2 separate regions of the Homo sapiens genome follow, and region 2 is linked to region 1. Evidence: chromatin loops called from intact Hi-C (ENCODE). Cell type or tissue: PC-3. All regions are shown on one strand. Links, peaks and the distances in the headings refer to the core of each region. The heading gives the core; the rest is flanking DNA.

The links. Hi-C counts contacts between places; a loop is a spot of excess contacts. Peaks named below come from ENCODE experiments on the same cell type or tissue, not always from the same donor. Only the 100,000 strongest peaks of a DNase experiment are listed, where the experiment ranks them.
Region 2: it touches region 1 in a loop (7-fold over the local background); 4 of 110 quality-filtered maps call a loop at or near these places.

Annotation. Positions count from the first base shown.
Region 1 is chr2:199,975,560-199,983,932 of GRCh38, reverse strand. The region is part of intron 2 of LOC124906112 (a long non-coding RNA gene); the gene reads left to right. Among named protein-coding and RNA genes, the nearest start is that of MAIP1, 24 kb to the right of the region's middle. RefSeq lists a silencer at 3,716-3,775 and an enhancer at 3,541-4,071. In PC-3, for the core only: CTCF peaks have their summits at 3,506 and 3,705 (motif pointing left); DNase peaks (open chromatin) are centred at 3,702 and 5,762; H3K4me3 peaks cover 642 bases; H3K27ac peaks cover 1,258 bases.
Region 2 is chr2:200,254,593-200,262,965 of GRCh38, reverse strand. No RefSeq gene overlaps it. Among named protein-coding and RNA genes, the nearest start is that of SPATS2L, 48 kb to the left of the region's middle. In PC-3, for the core only: no CTCF peak of the experiment used is centred there; a DNase peak (open chromatin) is centred at 3,275; H3K4me3 peaks cover 1,621 bases; H3K27ac peaks cover 2,731 bases.

The sequences.
Region 1 (8,373 bases), core at 2,106-6,105:
GGAATGAAAGTGAAGGGAGGAGAGCAAACCTTCCCAGGGAATGGGACTGGTATGATGCAGATTCCTGCTAATTTTCTCTAAGAGTTGTTAAGCAGAAACAGCAGAGAGAGCTGCTCCTATTTCAACCCTTCCCTTCTTCAGATATGCCAGAAGGTCTTAGGGAATTCTACACTCCTCTACAACACAGCTACCAACGGTATTATTCAATACCTCCTCAAATTTGAATATGAATTACTTTAATCAACAAAGTCAACAGTTAATTGAATCCAGCACTGTTGAAGGGAGATTGGAAGGAGATGGGGTTACTTAGATCAGGGTTACAATCCCACAGCCCTCACTGGATATGCAAATCTTTGCAGGTATTACACATTTTGTCTGGGTTTCTTCATTGAACAAACAGGGGTAATAATGCCCATCTTATTGGCTGATGAAACTATTAGCCATGATGCTTGGCAGTGCAATTTACAACATCTGGATAAAATTTTAGTGTATTCAGAATTATGTTGACTGACTAAATTTTAGTGCATCTAGGAGGCATGGCTATTGGTTTCCTATGGATGTCTTAACAAAGTACCACAAACGTAAAACAATAAAAGTTCTAAAGCAACAGGAACTTTTTCTCTCATAGTTCTGGAGGCCGGAAGTCTGAAATCAAAGTATCAGCACGGCCATGTTCCCCCTAAAGGATCTAAGGAAGAATCCTTCTTTGTCTGTTACAAGGAGGCTCCAGGCACTCCTTGGCTTATGGGTGCTTAACGCCAATCTCTGCCTCTGTCTTCACATGGTCTTCTCTCTGTGTCTCTGTGCTCTATCCTCTTCTTAAAACATCACCAGTCATTGGATTTAGGGCCCACCCTACTCCACAGTGATTTCTTCTTGATCCTTAAGTAATTACTTCTGCAAAGGCCCAAATAAGGTCAAATTCTGAGTTGCCAGGTGAACATGAATCTTGGCAGACACCATCAACCCACAAGAGCTGATTAAAGGGGTTAATGAGAAGGTGCAGTTGAAGTGCCACACATATTACCTGCACATTAGGGGTTTTTAATAAATAAAGGGAGTGGCTTTTGTTTTGTTATTATTGCTGCTGCAGGGATCATGATTGTTTTTCCAGGGAATGGAAGGAAAAGGTTGGATTTGGGAGTGGAAAGGCAGGCCTGAGGAGTAGATGAGGAGGGAGCAGCATAAAGACCCAGCGGAGAGAAAGGAGGAGCCTGAGAGAGGGGGGGAAGAAAGGGCTAAGGGGACAGTCCTTGCCTGGGCTTGCCCGGCTCCTGTGCCCTCAGATGCCAAGGCCTGGATAAGCAAGCAGGGTTGGTCAGGAAACCTGGACACCTCACCCTGGCGCAGTCTGGCACAGTCTGGTCCTGTCCCCATAGGGTGGTCCCACTTCCCTAAGAGAAAAGAAATAGGAATATGCAGAAAGAAACTATGTGTAAGTTTCCAATTCTTCCTCTCTGTCTATAGATATTTCAGAGTTTTTCTTGAGGGAGTGGGAGAAGAGTAGATTCTAGAAGGAACACTCTCAGAATGCTAGACCTTCTTGCTGAAAAGCAATAAATCTCAGTGCTGAGCCTGCACAGAAACTCCTAGGCTTTCAGAAGATTCCCGAGCCCTGGAAGTCAATCAAGCATAACAAAAATTGTAAAAGCAGCTGGAAACGCTGGGCCTCTCCTTCCCAAGGCCAGGATGACAGGCATCCTGGATGTGCTAAAATTTAGTCAGTCAACATAATTCTGAATACACCAAAATTCTACCCTGATGTTGTAAATTGCACACTGCCAAGCATCATGGCTAATAGCTTTTGAAAATTTTTTATTTTTTGATTTCAGTAGGTTTGGGGGGAACAGGGAGTATTTGGTTCCATGAATAAATTCTTTAGTGGTGATTTCTGAGCTTTTGGTGCACCCATCACCCCAGCAGTGTACACTGTATCCAGTGTGTAGTCTTTTATTCTTCACCATCCCTCATCCTTTCCCCAGAGTCCCCGAAGTCCAAGGTATCATTCTTATGCCTTTGAGTCCTCATAGCTTAGCTCCCACATATGAGTGAGAACATAACGATGTTTGGTTTTCCATTCCTGAGTTACTTCACTTAGAATATTAGTCTCCAGTTCCATCCAGGTTGCTGCAAATGCCATTATTTCATTCCTTTTTATGGCTGAGTAGTATTCCATCATATATATATGTGTTGATATTTACTCGTTGATATATATGTGTGTGTGTATATATATATATATGTACATATATATATATCAACGAGTACATAAAGACACTCTGGTATATACCAGAGTGTCTTTATGTACTCGTTGATTGATGGGCACTTGGGCTGGTTCCATATTTTGCAATTGCAAATTGTACTGCTGTAAACGTGTGTGCAAGTATCTTTTTATATAATGACTTATTTTCCTCTGGGTAGATACCTAGTAGTGGGATTGCTGAATTAAACGGTAGATCCACTTTTAGTTCTTCACAGAATCTCCACACTGTTTTCCATGGTGGTTGTACTAGTTTACAATCCCACCAACAGTGTAAAACTGTTCCCTTTTCACCACATCCATGCTAACATCTATTATTTTTTAATTATGGCCATTCTTGCAGAAGTAAAGTGGTATCACATTGTAGTTTCAATTTACATTTCCCTGATAATTAGTGATGTTGAGCATTTTTCCATATGCTTGCCAGCCATTTGTGTATCTTCTTTTGAGAATTGTCTATTTATGTCTTTATCCCACTTTTTGATGGGATTGTTTGGCTTTTTACTTGCTGATTTGTTTGAATTATTTGTAGATTCTGGATACTAGTCCTTTGTCAGATATATAGATTGTGAGTATTTTCTCCCACTCTGTGGGTTGTCTGTGAACTCTGCTGATTATTTATTTTGCTGTGCGGAAGGCTTTTTGCTTAATTAAGTTCCACTTATCTTTGTTTTTGTTACATTTGCTTTTGGGCTCTTGGTTGTGAAGTCTTTGTCTAAGCCAAAGTCTACGAGGGGTTAATAGTTTTAATATAAGTGTGGGACATGTTTATGTCACTGGAAAAGATGGAAGGGCAAGAATTGAGTCATGACTAAAATTATTGAGCACAAAGATTCCCTTTAAGACTGACTTCTTTTCTCCAGTCCTATTGGCCTCTCAGCCAGGTGTTAATTTTTTTTTTTTTTTTGGTACCATGAGCCCTTTTGCCAGTCTGGGGAAATCCATGGGCTCCTTCTCAAAATAATGTCTTAAACTTAATAAAACTAAATACATAAGATTACAAGGCAAACCAATGATATCAAAAGACAGTTATTAAAATATCAACAACAAAAACAAATTTGTGATATAATTCTGTATGTGCTTTTTTATTAATACATTAAATGACAAGATCCAGCAGTAGTCCTATAGCTACTGTAATTTTGAAGTCATGAGATGTAAATGGTATTTCAAGATATCTGCAACAACCGTAGTGGAATCTGTAAATATCTGTAATTTGTTGCCTATATTCATAATTGAAGAAAATGCTAAATTTCAGTTGGAGCTTAGTGAAAATAAACATATAGCGTTTTTCCCATCCAAGTTCACAGAATTTTATCCATGGAGATTTGTGCGCACCAAATTTAGAACCCCTGCTCTAAGCAAACTTTTCAAAGGCATCCAATTTTTGATGGGGCTCTACCAGCTAGCCTGAGCACCAACAGATTTATGTTTGCAAAGGACGCCCCCTGCAGGCCAAAAGGCTTGGGCTATTCACCCGAAAATTCATTTAATTTGCCGTGTTAGAAAACAATAGGTCAGGCAATTAATTCACTGACTCACATCAAGAAATGGAGAAAGGAAGACTACTTGTCAGCGAGGCCCAGGGGCATCTAATCAGCATAGATTTAAAAGCCCCTTTTGGCTTAACGGGAAAGTGCTGATGACTTGTGCTGTTGGTTATTAGCACAGGAGAACAAGATTGCTAACCCGGCAGGCTATTGCTAAGGGGGCTGCTTCCCCTGCTTCTGGTCAACAGCAGGGCGGCTCCGCAGATTGCTGAAAGGTTAGATTTCCCAATGCGCTGTCTGACCAAGGTCTTTAGGATCTGCTTTCAGTGCTTGGAGCTTGGAGCCAAGAGGAAAGGAAGGAGAGAGGAAATGAATTCAGAACTTACTATGTGCCAGAAACCTGCTATTTTCGCTTAGGCTATTGCACTGAGTTCCTAAAGCAACTCTACATGGAATTTATTATTATTGTTACTACTATTTACAGAGGTAACTGAGGCTCAGAGAGGAAAGTCGTCACTTGCCCATGGTCACTCTGAGCAAACAACTGTGTGGGTTTGAGTGGGTAGGGAGCCCATTTGCTGTCCAGTCTCTGCCACCAGGGACACGGCAGTGAGAATCCCACAGCACTGCCCACTCCTGTTAGCATAGAGTTCTGGAGCCTGGTTTGAATTCCGGACTTCCCCACTTACTAACGGTGTGAACTTAAGCAAGTAATCATGTGCCTCAGTTTCCCAATCTGTAAAATGAGGATAATAGTAAAGACTAAATGTTTACTATTATTTTACTAAAGTTACTATTACTTTATTAAATAGTAAATACTAAATGTTAAGCCTGTAGAACAGTGCTCAATACCTGTAGGCATTCAACAAATGATAGCTATTACTACTCTAAGACAATGTTGTCTCCTGACAACCATAGCAGCTACACAGCAGCTAACAGCCTAAACCAGTACCTCTCAACCACATGCAATTTTGTCTCCTAGGGAACTTTGACAGTATCTGGAGACATTTTGGTTGTCACCACCAAAAATGCATCTAATGAATAGAGGCCAGAGATATTGTAAAACATCCTAGAATGCACAGCATAGCCTCCCCACAGTGAAGGTTTGTGTGGTCCCAAATGTCAGTAATCCAAGACAGAGAAAGCCTGCCCAAAACTGAACACCAGTGAAGTAGAGACTATTTTGCCAGACATAAGGAGGTGCTAAATTGAAACTCTAATTGAGGAGAAGGTGCAGACAATAAAAAATAAAAAATGAACTATTAGATGATAATAAATGCTGTAGTAAAATAAAACAGGGTGGCAGGAGAGAGTAATGGATGTGGTTGCTTTGGATGGAATGGTCAGGAAAGCCTTCTTAGAGGAGGTGGCATTTAAACTATAACCTGACTGTCAGAAAGTGATCAGCCATTGAAGATCTGAGCAAAGAGCACAGCTGGCAGAGGGAGCAGTTCCTGCAAAAGTGTCAGGGGAAGGGCAACTTTGATATGACTGAGGAACAGAAAGAATAGGAAATTAGAGTAGTGGGAGGGAGGGAGAGAGTCAAATAAAATTCCAATAAGGCCCCAAAGAATGGCTTCCTTTGGACGAGGCTACTTCTTGGTGTATTCCCTCAGGAAAAAAAAATGTCTCAAAGTAATTGACTATAACTAAAATATGTGATTTTTTAAATGTGGTATAATTTTACATTGGTTTTAAAGTTGTTTACTTTTTGTTTCTGTTTTGCTTTAAGGAGTAATAACAAGAAGTCTCTTTCCCAGCACTGAGTTAGTTAATATGGTCAATTATTGATTTGCTTACTTCTGGTTTGAGATAAAACCACATTATGTCTTTCTTTTCTCTGCAGTATAGGGGATTATTCAGATGTGGTATCATAAGAAAGGAGACAGAGCAGTTTCATTTTGCACTGTTGAAGCATTTCAGCTGCCCTGAGTCAGATGTAAGACTGCAATGCACATTTTGAAAACCAGTAATGCCAGGATGGGGGTGGTGGGAAGGGCAGGCAGGGTGTTCTCTTAAACCCATGAACTTTGTCCATAGCCACTCTGCACTTAAAAAGTCAGAAGCTAGGGGATGAGTCATAAAAGGAAATCACCATCTAATTCTTGCACTGGTCTTGGTGAATTTCTTTACATGAAGGTAAAAAGTACCACAGGATTCTTTGCCTACATCTCATCTAAGGTATTACTAGTGAGAGAGTAGAATAATAGTCACAGGATAACCATGACTACATCTCACATAAAAGTGAGCCAGAGTTGCAATTTACTAAGCAAGTAAATTTTGATAGAATGTCCAATAAACTGATAGGTTTATAATAGGGAAGGAAGCGGGGAGGAGGTTACTTTTGAAGATGGGATAAACTGTATCCAGGGTCCTCTAGACAGGAACCTGTATGTGGTATAAACAACACGATGTGAGGGTCAGAGATCTGGACCTATCATTTGGAGCAACCCTTCAATGGCTCTAAAATCAAAAAGTTTTCTCTGGGTGCTCTACTTCATTTAAGTTTTTTAAATTACCCGGGAACAGACACATAGAGCAGTGAAACAGAATAGAGAACCCAGAGGTACGTCCACACATCTACAGTGAACTCATTTTTTGACAAAGGTGCCACGAACATACATTGAAGAAATGATAATTTCTTCAATAAATGGTGCTGGGAAAGGAGATACCCATATGCAAAAGAGTGAAACCAGACCCCTATCTCTTGCCACATACAAAAATCAAATCAAAATCAACTAAAGACTTAAACCCAAGACCTCAAACTATGAAACTACTACAATAAAACATTGGGGAAGCTCTCCAGGATATTGGTCTGGGCAATGATTTCTTATGTAATACCCCACAAGCACAGACAACCAAAGCAAACATGGACAAATGGGATCATTTCAAGTTAAATAACTTTTGCACAGCAAAGGATACAATCAACAAAGCAAAGAACAACCCACAGAATGGGAGAAAATGTCTGCAAACTACCTATCTAACAAGGAATTAATAACCAGAATATATTATATAAGGAGCCCAAACAACTCTGTAGGAAAAAAAAAAAACTAATAATCTGATTAAAAATGGGCAAAAGACCTGAATAGACATTTCTCAAAAGAAGACACACAAATGGCCAACAGGCATATGAAAAGGTGCTCAACATCATTAATCATCAGAGAAATGCAAATCAAAACTACAATTAGATACCATCTCACCCCAGTTAAAATGGCGTTTATCCAAAAGTCAGGCAATAACAAATGCTAGCAAGGATGTGGAGAAAAGAGAAGCCTTATACACTGTTGGTGGGACTGTATATTAGTACAACCACTATGGAGAACAGTTTGGAAGTTTTTCAAAAAACTAAAAATCCTACCATAGGATCCAGCAATCCCACCCATAGGTATATACCCAAAAGAAAGGAAATCAGTATATCAAAGAGATATCTACCCTTCCATATTTATTGCAGCAGTATTCACAATAGCCAAGATTTGGAAGCAACCTGTATCCACCAGCAGATGAACAGATAAAGAAAATATGGTACATATATACAATGGAGTACTATTCAGCCATAAAAAAGAATGAGATCCTGTCATTGGTAACAAGATGGATGGAACTAGAGGTCATTATGTTAAGTGAAATAAGCCAGGCACAGAGAAGTAAGTTTTGCATGTTCTCACTTATTTGTGGGAGCTAAAAATTAAAATAATTGAACTCATGGAGATAGAGAGTAGAAGGATGGTTACCAGAGTCTATGAAGGCAGAGATAGGAAAGTGGGGATGTGATAGGAAAGTGGGGATGGTTGGTGGGCACAAAAAAAATAGTTAGAAAGAATGAATAAGATCTAGTATTTGCTAGCACAACAAAATGACTAAAGTAAAAAATAATTTAATTGTACATTTTGAAAACACTAAAGGAGTATAATTGGATTATTTGTAACACAAAGGATAAATGCTTGAGATGATTGATACCTCATTTACCCTGATGTGATTATTATGCATTGCATGCCTGTGTCAAAATGTCTCATGTAATCCATATATTCACCTGCTATGTACCCACAAAAATTAAAAATAAATTAAAAACTTTATGTAAGAATTAGCTTAGCAAGGCCAGGCATGTTGGCTCACACCTGTAATCCCAGCATTTTGGGAGGCCAAGGTGGGTGAATTGCTTCAGTCCAGGAGTTACAGATTAGCCTGGGCAAAATGGTGAAATCCCATCTCTACAAAACAAAACAAAACAAAATGCAAACAATTAGCCAGGTGTGGTGGTGTGTGCCTGTAGTCCCAGCTACTCAGGAGGCTGAGGTGGGAGGATCACCTGAGCCTGGGAGATCACCTGAGCCTTGGTGAGCTGTGATTGCACCACTGTACTCCAGCCTCGGTGACAGAGTGAGACCCTATCTCAAAGAAAGAAAAAATAGCTAGGCAATATTTAGGGCTATTTCCAGACCGCAGTTAGAAGCCACCATGGTCTGTCAGTGAAGCTGGGGAAAGCAAGTCTGTCAGCTATTTGGCAGGGTCTGTGTGGCTTCATGACTCAAGTAACCCAATTAGGGCAAATTGCTAGAAGCCTATAGCCAATATTCATTCTCCCCCTCCTCCTCAGTTTTAGGACCTCTAGTTTTATTTGAGGCAACAAAATGT
Region 2 (8,373 bases), core at 1,574-5,573, 280 kb before region 1:
TCTCCATGAGGGTTCCACCTCTGCAGCAGGCTTCATACATCCTCTGAAATCTAGGCAGAGGCTCCTAAGCCTCAACTCTTGCATTCTGTGCACTCACAGGCTTAACACCACATGGAACCTGCCAAGGCTTACAGCTAGCACTCTTTGAAGCTATGGCTGAGCTGTCTACCTGGGTTCCTTTGAGCCATGGCTAGAGCTGGAGTGACTGGGATGCAGGGAGCAGTGTCCTGAGGCTGCATGGGGCTGTGGGGCCTTGGGCCTGGCCATAAAACCATTCTTCCCTCCTAGGTCTCTAGGCCTGTGATGGGAGGAGCTGTCACAAAGGTCTCTGAAATGCCTTTGAGACCTTCCCCCGCCCCCCCACCCCGCCGTGTCTCTGCTATTAGCATTTGGTTCCCTTTTACTTATGTAAATTTCTGCAGTCATCTTGAATTCCTCCCCCTCAAATAGGCTCTTTTTCCCACCACATGCCTAGGCTGCCAGTTTTCCAAACTTTTACACTCTGCTTCCATTTTAAATATAAGTTCCAATTTCACATCATTTCTTTGCTCATACATATAAGCATAGGTTGTTAGAAGTAGCCAGCCCACATCTTGAACACTTTGCTGCTTAGAAATTTCTTCCACCATATACTCAAAATCATCACTCTCAAGTTCAAAGTTCCATAGATCCCTAGGGCAGGGGCATGATGCAGCCAGGCTGTTTGCTAACACATAACAAAAGTTACCTTTGCTCCAGTTCCCAGGAAGTTTCTCTTTTCCATCTGAACCCTCCTTAGCCTGGCCTTCATTGTTCATATCACTACCAGAATTTTGGTCATGACCATTTAACCAGTCTCTAGGCAGTTCTAAACTTTCTCTCATTTTCCTATCTTCTTCTGAGCTCTCCACGCTCTTCCAACCTTTGCCCGTTATGCAGTTCCGAAGTTGCTTCCACATTTTCAGGTATCTTTTTAGCAATGCCTCACTCCTTAGTACTAATTCCCTGTATTAGTATGTTCTAATTTCTAAAGAAATACCTGAGACTGGGTAATTTATAAGAAAAGAGGTTTAATTGACTCATGGTTCTGCAGGCTGTACAGTAAGCGTGGTGGCATCAGCTTCTGGGGAGGCTTCAGGGAACTTACAATCGGGGCATAAGGCAAAGTAGTTAGCGGCACTTCACATGGTCAGAGCAGGAGGAAGGGAGAGATGGGAGGAGGTGCTACAAACTTTTAAACAACCAGATCTCATGAGAACTCACTCACTATCATGACACAGTCCCAAATGGGAAATCTACCTCCATGGTTCATTCACCTCCCACCAAGCCCCATCTCCAACCTTGGGGATTATAGTTCAACATGAGATTTGGGCAAAGACACAGATCCCTGTTTGTTTCTACACTAAACTGGAAAAGATACTAACAGAAGGTATCTCACTGATAACCTCTACATGTAATATCTGGTTGTTCTGTGTATAAGTAACTTTCATTTCACTAGCATAATCTTATTTTATTTATTTAGAAAAATATCAAATATCAATCCTTTTCCCTCATTGTTCCTAGATATTTGAGTTGTAGTTAGGAAAGTTTTTCCACTCCCAGATTAAAATTCACCAATGTTTTCTTCTACTTATTATATGATTTTATTTTTTATGTTTAAGTCTCCTATCTATCTGGAATTTATCCTGGTATGTGGTGTGAGGAATGGATGCAATTTTACATTAATCCTTGTCATTCTCCGGTTATCCTTTACCATTTTCTAAAACATACATTTTCCCTCACTGATTTGAGACGCCAAGTTTATCAAACTTTAAATTCTTACATGAAACTAATTCGATTTCTACATTTTCTGTTTCTTTCCACTGGTGTGTCATCAATCTCTTCATGTACCAAATCCACACAGTTTTAATTATAGAGGCTTTATAATATATTTTAATATCTGGTAATACTACCCCTTCCACACATATTTATCCTTTTTTTGGAGTTTTTATTCCTCCTAACCTTGCTTGTGTTTTTTTTTAAACATGTAAAGTTTCTAAAAGGGTTTTTCCTGCTATTATTGCTTGTCTTATAAAAGAACTTTAAAATCAGGTTAAAACCCTCATTCTTAATGAATATAGTTTCTACCAAAATAGAATTATCTTGCTTGTTAAGTTATATTTGCTAACTTATTTTCCTACACATATATTGGTACTTCTCAGTGCACTACAGGAATATTTTTAGAGCCTATGTATTGTATAATATTGGATCCCTTATTTTGAATAATTTTTAGTATTTATCTTTGCACTAAACTCAAGAAAACACTAACTGAAACAGAACGTATCTCACTAATAATGTCTACATGTAATATCTAGTTGTTCTGTGTGCAAGTAACTGTCATTTCACTAGAATGATCATATTTTATTTATTTAAAAATGTATTTCTTATTGTATATATTTAAGGTACACAACATATTTTGATACACATATAATCAGTGAAATAATTACTATAGTCAAACAAATCCATCATCTTCCATAGTTACCTTTTGTGTGTCTGTGTGTTAACAGCAGCTAAAATCTACTCTCTTAGCAAACTTTTGGTATATAATACAATATTTGTAACTGTAGTCTTCATGCTGTACATTACATCTACAGACTTATTCATCCTACATAATTGCAAATTTGTACTCTTTGACCTATTTCTCCCAATCTCCTCTCCCTTTCTGCCCCTGGTAACTACCATTTGACTCTGTTTCTATTTATTCAACTGTTTTTATTAGAAAAAGGTTCTGCATTTACATGCGATCATATAGTATTTTTCTTTTTGTGTCTGGCTTATTTCACTTAGCATAACATCCTCGGGTTCATCCATGTTGTTACAAGTGTCTCTCTGCTTGTTGGAAACCATGTCCTTTCACAGGGACAGCACGATGCTGGGTACTTAAAGGCTGCTCAGTATGTATGAATTGGCTTTTGCATGGCAAATACACATTATCTTTACATTGCTTATATTTATAGAGCGATTACTGAAAGGGAAGCCCTGTACTAAGTGCTGTGCAAGGTGTAAAGATGAATCATCACAAAGATCAAGGAGCTTACAACATAGTGAGGAAGATAAGATGTGTACCTAAATAATTACACCACAAGACCTATAACCAGAAGAGATGTACAATGCATGCCAAGCAATAAAGAGAGAAAGAGAAATTAGTTCTACCTTGGGGACCGGGCAACTAGTTAGCATGCCAACATCTTGTTTGTTTTGAGAGTTAATCAACCAGGAATGCACCCACTGAAGAATCAGGGCAGAACTATCAGTTTGTCAAACCGGTTTCCATGAAAAGAAATTAATGCGTATGTCCTTGTAAAGCACTTCTTTCCTCCCGTATTTACTTACCGTCTTGTAGATGTGCCCTGGAGAAATGAGTATTTTTGGCTGGTGAGGAGGTAATGAGTTACTTGTAAGTCCTTATTATGAAGAAGCTATTACTCCAGAATGATATTCACTGAGGGCTCCAGAATGATATTTACTCCTTGTCTGGATGCAAGGCACATCGCTGCCTGATTGGGCCTGAGAAGAGTGGGTGCACCCTAACGTCGGAGAGGGAGGGTGCAGCCTGGGTACAATTTCAAACTGAAATGTGTTTCTGGTTGCAAAGCAAAATGAGTACTAACAGACAAAGCAAAGCAGAGAAATCGGCTCTCTGGGACTGATACCTGAGCTCACCAACCAGCTAAACACTCCCTTTGTTTCCTTTTGGAGCCGCCTCACCATTCCCTTTACTGGACATCCCCAAAAGATTGTTCAGTTCTTAAATCCCTTGTGTGGTGGTAAGAGGTCTGGGAAGTTTCTGGAGGGAAGAAGTGGTTTCTGTGGGTGTGATCTGGTGGACACCCAACTGGAAGCCTCTTTGGAAACCCCGGGAAACCCCCATGGGCTCTTGCCAGGCCCTCTGCCCTCCTGTTCCCAGTCTACTGCTGACTCCACACTTAGCAACCACTCACTTCAACTCCCGAGAAGACTGGCCCTTCAGAAGAGACAGGAAAATATCTGTGAGGGGAATCCCTCAACTCCAGGTATGCCCTTGCCCCAAAAGATGAATTCCTGGTTGGTTCTCAGGCTAACAAGCAGAGGTGTGTCTTACGCTGTATTCTATAGAATGAGAATACGGCTTTATTTATAATTTTATAAATCCAGCTGTGATGGTTAATTTTATGTGACAACTTGACGGGGCCATGAGGTGTCCAGAACCCTGATACACCAGCCTTGTGATAATATTGCTTATTGTAATAAAATGTTCAATATGGCACAATTGCTGCAGATACAAATGGTAATCTAACATATTCTCTTACTATATCCTTGGGAGAAGTATAAAGGACGACTTAGCTAAAGTTTAAAAAAGTCTATGGTTGTACCTGGAAATAAAGAAGACTCATGAGTACCATATTAATTTCTACTGGCTTATCTTGCACTTTGTATCCTGAGAAACCCCCACTTTCATGCAGAAAACAGAATATTTTGCCTTCCACACCATTGTGGGGATCTGAAAGAGTTTCTAGCTGTGTTATAGGAATTTTTGGGGGCACATTAGGTAGGCCTCATTACTAAAATCTTACTAGAGTGATCGTTTGAGTTTTGTCAGTGAAATGTTACCATTCAGACAATGTAGAGGCCATGAAAAGACACCCTGGCCAGAGAGCCTGAATAAACACCTGAACAAACACCACAGCCTCCCGTGGCCCAGGGCTGCTCAGTGTATCATCCAAAGAAACTCAGTCTAGCATCCAAAAGCAATCAAAGAGCCATTCACATCTTTAATTGCATTTTTGAAAGAACTTTTATCTTCCAGTGATCCCATGATTTTACTTTGTGATTCAGTTTACAACCTGTAGAAACGTCTTTGAGGGACTCGGTTCCTCACCAGGCGATCCAGAGCTTCTCCCTTTCTTGATGGCTCCTCTTCACTTTCTGATCAGCTCTCTTCTCCAAGTCTCAGCCTCGGTGGCCCTAGTCCTCAGGGCGCCTCCCGACTGCCTTTCACCTTTCTGATCTTGTTTTTGTCTTATCCATTTACCCGATTCTGCCTCAGGGAACCTGGAAACTGGGCCAGTAATGAAAGAAGGCCATTGATAAAGTGGGGGAGAGGGAGAAACTGAAGGGACAAAAGTGTACATCTTTTTCTAGATGAAATCTTAAAAATGCTGATCTTTTATTTCCTCTCACTGTCACACTACGAGGTGGCGCCACAGGTCAGTCTGGAGTAGGAGACATGTTAGCTGTTGGCTCAGCACCCGGGGAATATTCCTTCCATCCACAGCTGCCTGCACAGGGCTTCTGGATTGCCCATTGGAAGAAAGCTGGCACATCTCTGAGGCTTTGCTAAGCTTCATCCAAACTCTTGTGTGGATGCGAATCCTTTTCAATGACTTGACGCTTGTACCCCTCATTCCACACACAGATGGTGTTGGGTCTTGATGACCAGAGTGCTGGGATAGAAGGGAAAGAAAAGTCTCTGTGCTGGTGCTGAGTTGGACCTGCATTACACACACTACTGGCTCATTTTATCTTCTAGAATAACCCTGTGGGATGGGCAGAGCAAGCATGAATATTACTATTCTCATTTTCTAGCCCATCAGACCTGGCATTTCTGTTAAATGTTAGTGAGTGCTTCAGAGCAGTAGGGAGAGTTGCTCAGGCTAATTGTAATTATATTAACTTACCTTAAGCATCCTAGGTATTCTTCCCTTTTTTATGTTAAAAAAAAGTCCACTTTAAGGTATGAAATAAACATGTTGTTTTTTTCCACTGGAAATCATGCACCACATCTTTTACAAAGAAAAACATTGAATTTATAAGCATACTTATACTGTAATCATTTTCTGTGATTACTTTTCATTTTTATGCTAATATAACTAGAATTTATGTATTGCATTATTTTTTCATAGTGCATCTATCCTGATAAATACAGAAAAAGGAAAAAGCACCCAAAAACATCTCCTGAGAAAGACCATAAATATACCTTTTATCATCCTTAATAGCAAAGCATTTTATTCTGTCTTCTTTCTCTCTCTGCCTCTCTCTCTGACTTCATCAGAAACAATCTATAATATTTATGGGCATTGCATAGATTTAGAAATAGATTTATTTATAGGATCAAAGTAGATATCGACCCTAGTTCACCAAAAACAAGGTCATTCTTCAGTTCCTGTGAATCTCCCAAGTCTGCATCCTCTTCAATTACATGGCCTGACCCTTCCTTGGTCTGTGGGATTTTTGGAGGACCATTATGCTGATTACAAAGCTACTTCTCAGTGAACTGATTGCACTGAATGGCACAAATTACCTTTGGGCAACCAACAGGTGTATCAGCGGCGCGCATTCAAATGCATGACCCTTGAAGCCTGAAGAATATATCTGAGGTGAAATAAAAGGGAGGGCTGGCCATAATGGCTCAGATGTCCATATTATGGACACCAGCCAAATAAAGTGGGTCTGTAGATACCCCCTCGTCTTCTGGGGGGCTGGGGGCTGGAGGACAAACTGAAGGCAGGTCTGTGTCACATGGAGGAGGTGGGATTAAACCCACAGTTGCTCAGCATTATTGTTTTTTCCACTTGAAATCTTTATTTTAATAATCATGTTTGAATTTCTTCTGACCACGAAAAACAAGTTGAGTTGAAATCTGTGGCAGCATCTTGTTTTCTTGCTAGAGGCGAGCAGGAAACCTCCTGTTCTAGGTACAGATATGAAGAACTCCAGAAACTTAGTTTTCCTTCACTTTTCTTTTTTAAGAGGGAATTGGAAGTAGATGTAATAGAGAAAAGCTTAAGCATGATGAAGATTTTCTTTTTTCTTTTCTTTTCTTTTTTTTTGAAACAGAGTCTTGCTTTGTCACCTAGGCTAGAGTGCACAGGCACGATCTCTGGTCACTGCAACCTCTGCCTCCTGGGTTCAAGCGATTCTCCTGGTTCAGCCTACTGAGTAGCTGGGATTACAGACATGCAGCACCACCTCTAGCTAATTTTTGTATTTTTAGTAGAGACAGGGTTTCACCACATTTGCTAGGCTAGCCTTGAACTCCTAACCTTGGGTGATACACCCGCCTTGGCCTCCCAAAGTGTTGGGATTACAGGCATGAGCCACTGCACCCAACCCAGGCACTGTGCCTAGCCAAGATTTCTGAAATGAGAACTTGGATTGTGCTACACTTATGAGGCCAGCAGGGCCCTCCCCACCTGTTTTCCGGACACAGATGCCAACCTTCTCTGCATGCCCCAGATCTCACGGCCTGTGTTCACCCTGTAGCTCCACAGAACAAAAGCCTGAACTGGTCAACTGGTGCTTGACTTCATGCTTTCCAGTACTGCTCACTGGAAGTCACATGAGTTCTCCTCTAGGAGTCCTGTCTTACATCCTACCCTGCCTTCACCCCCCATCTAGACCAGGGCTGAGTTCATGACAAAAGCAGAGCAGGTGCTGACCACCAAAACCCCTTTTGGTCTCAAAGTGCTTCAGCCTCTAAAATGTGGATCATGTTTTGAAACATTAAGCAATGTGTACATCCTTCCTCTTCCCTGTAAATCATGTTCTTTGATAGCCATTGTAGCTCCAGAGAAGGGAGTGGGTACTGCTTTCAGGAGGGAAGGAATGTGACCAGAGTTGCTGGTAGCCCTTAGAATGGCTTTGTGCAAATTTTAAAAGGGTCTTCTTGCTCTAAGTAGATACAGCCCAGTGCCAGCTCACTCATAGCTGGGTGAGCAGAGGTAGATACCTGCTGTCTCACTTGGGCATTCTTGTGCAGGCCACAGTCTGTACAACTGTACATGGTGGCCCCTTTTGTAAGTGCTAACCCTGGCCAACCTGAGAGAAGAAAAAAGAAAGGTCATCTCTCTGGTCCTCAGTGGCTTGTGGGGAGGAGAACGAGATGGAGGTAAGAGAAGCTGCTATCCTCAGTGATGGACAGTGTGTCTGGGCAGAGAGGAATGTTGTGCTAGCATGCCTCTGCTTTCGTGTCATTTCAGAGCCCCGAATGTCCTGCATGGCTGTGGAGGAATGCATGGGGACTGAGAGTATAGCTGGGAAACCTGCCAGCGGGTATCACTGCAGTAGGATCATTGTGACCTGTGGCTAGGAGTACAGAGCACCATCCAGGATGGGCATCCAATGGAAGTCATGGCCAATCAGGAGACCCTAATTCCAGGGATAGCCTGGGGATATCCAGAGAGCAGAGGAGTGGGTTCTGCCTTTATTGAGCCCAGGGATTTGACTGCCCATTCACAAGCCCCAGATCTGGCATCTAGTGCCAGCAGAGTGCCCAACAGCCAGAGCCAAGAGACCAGGGAGCAGGCAGATGGACCCGAGCCCATCTCAGAGCTCTCAGAGCTGTCCTTCTCATGCCACTCAGAGGTCACACAGCCT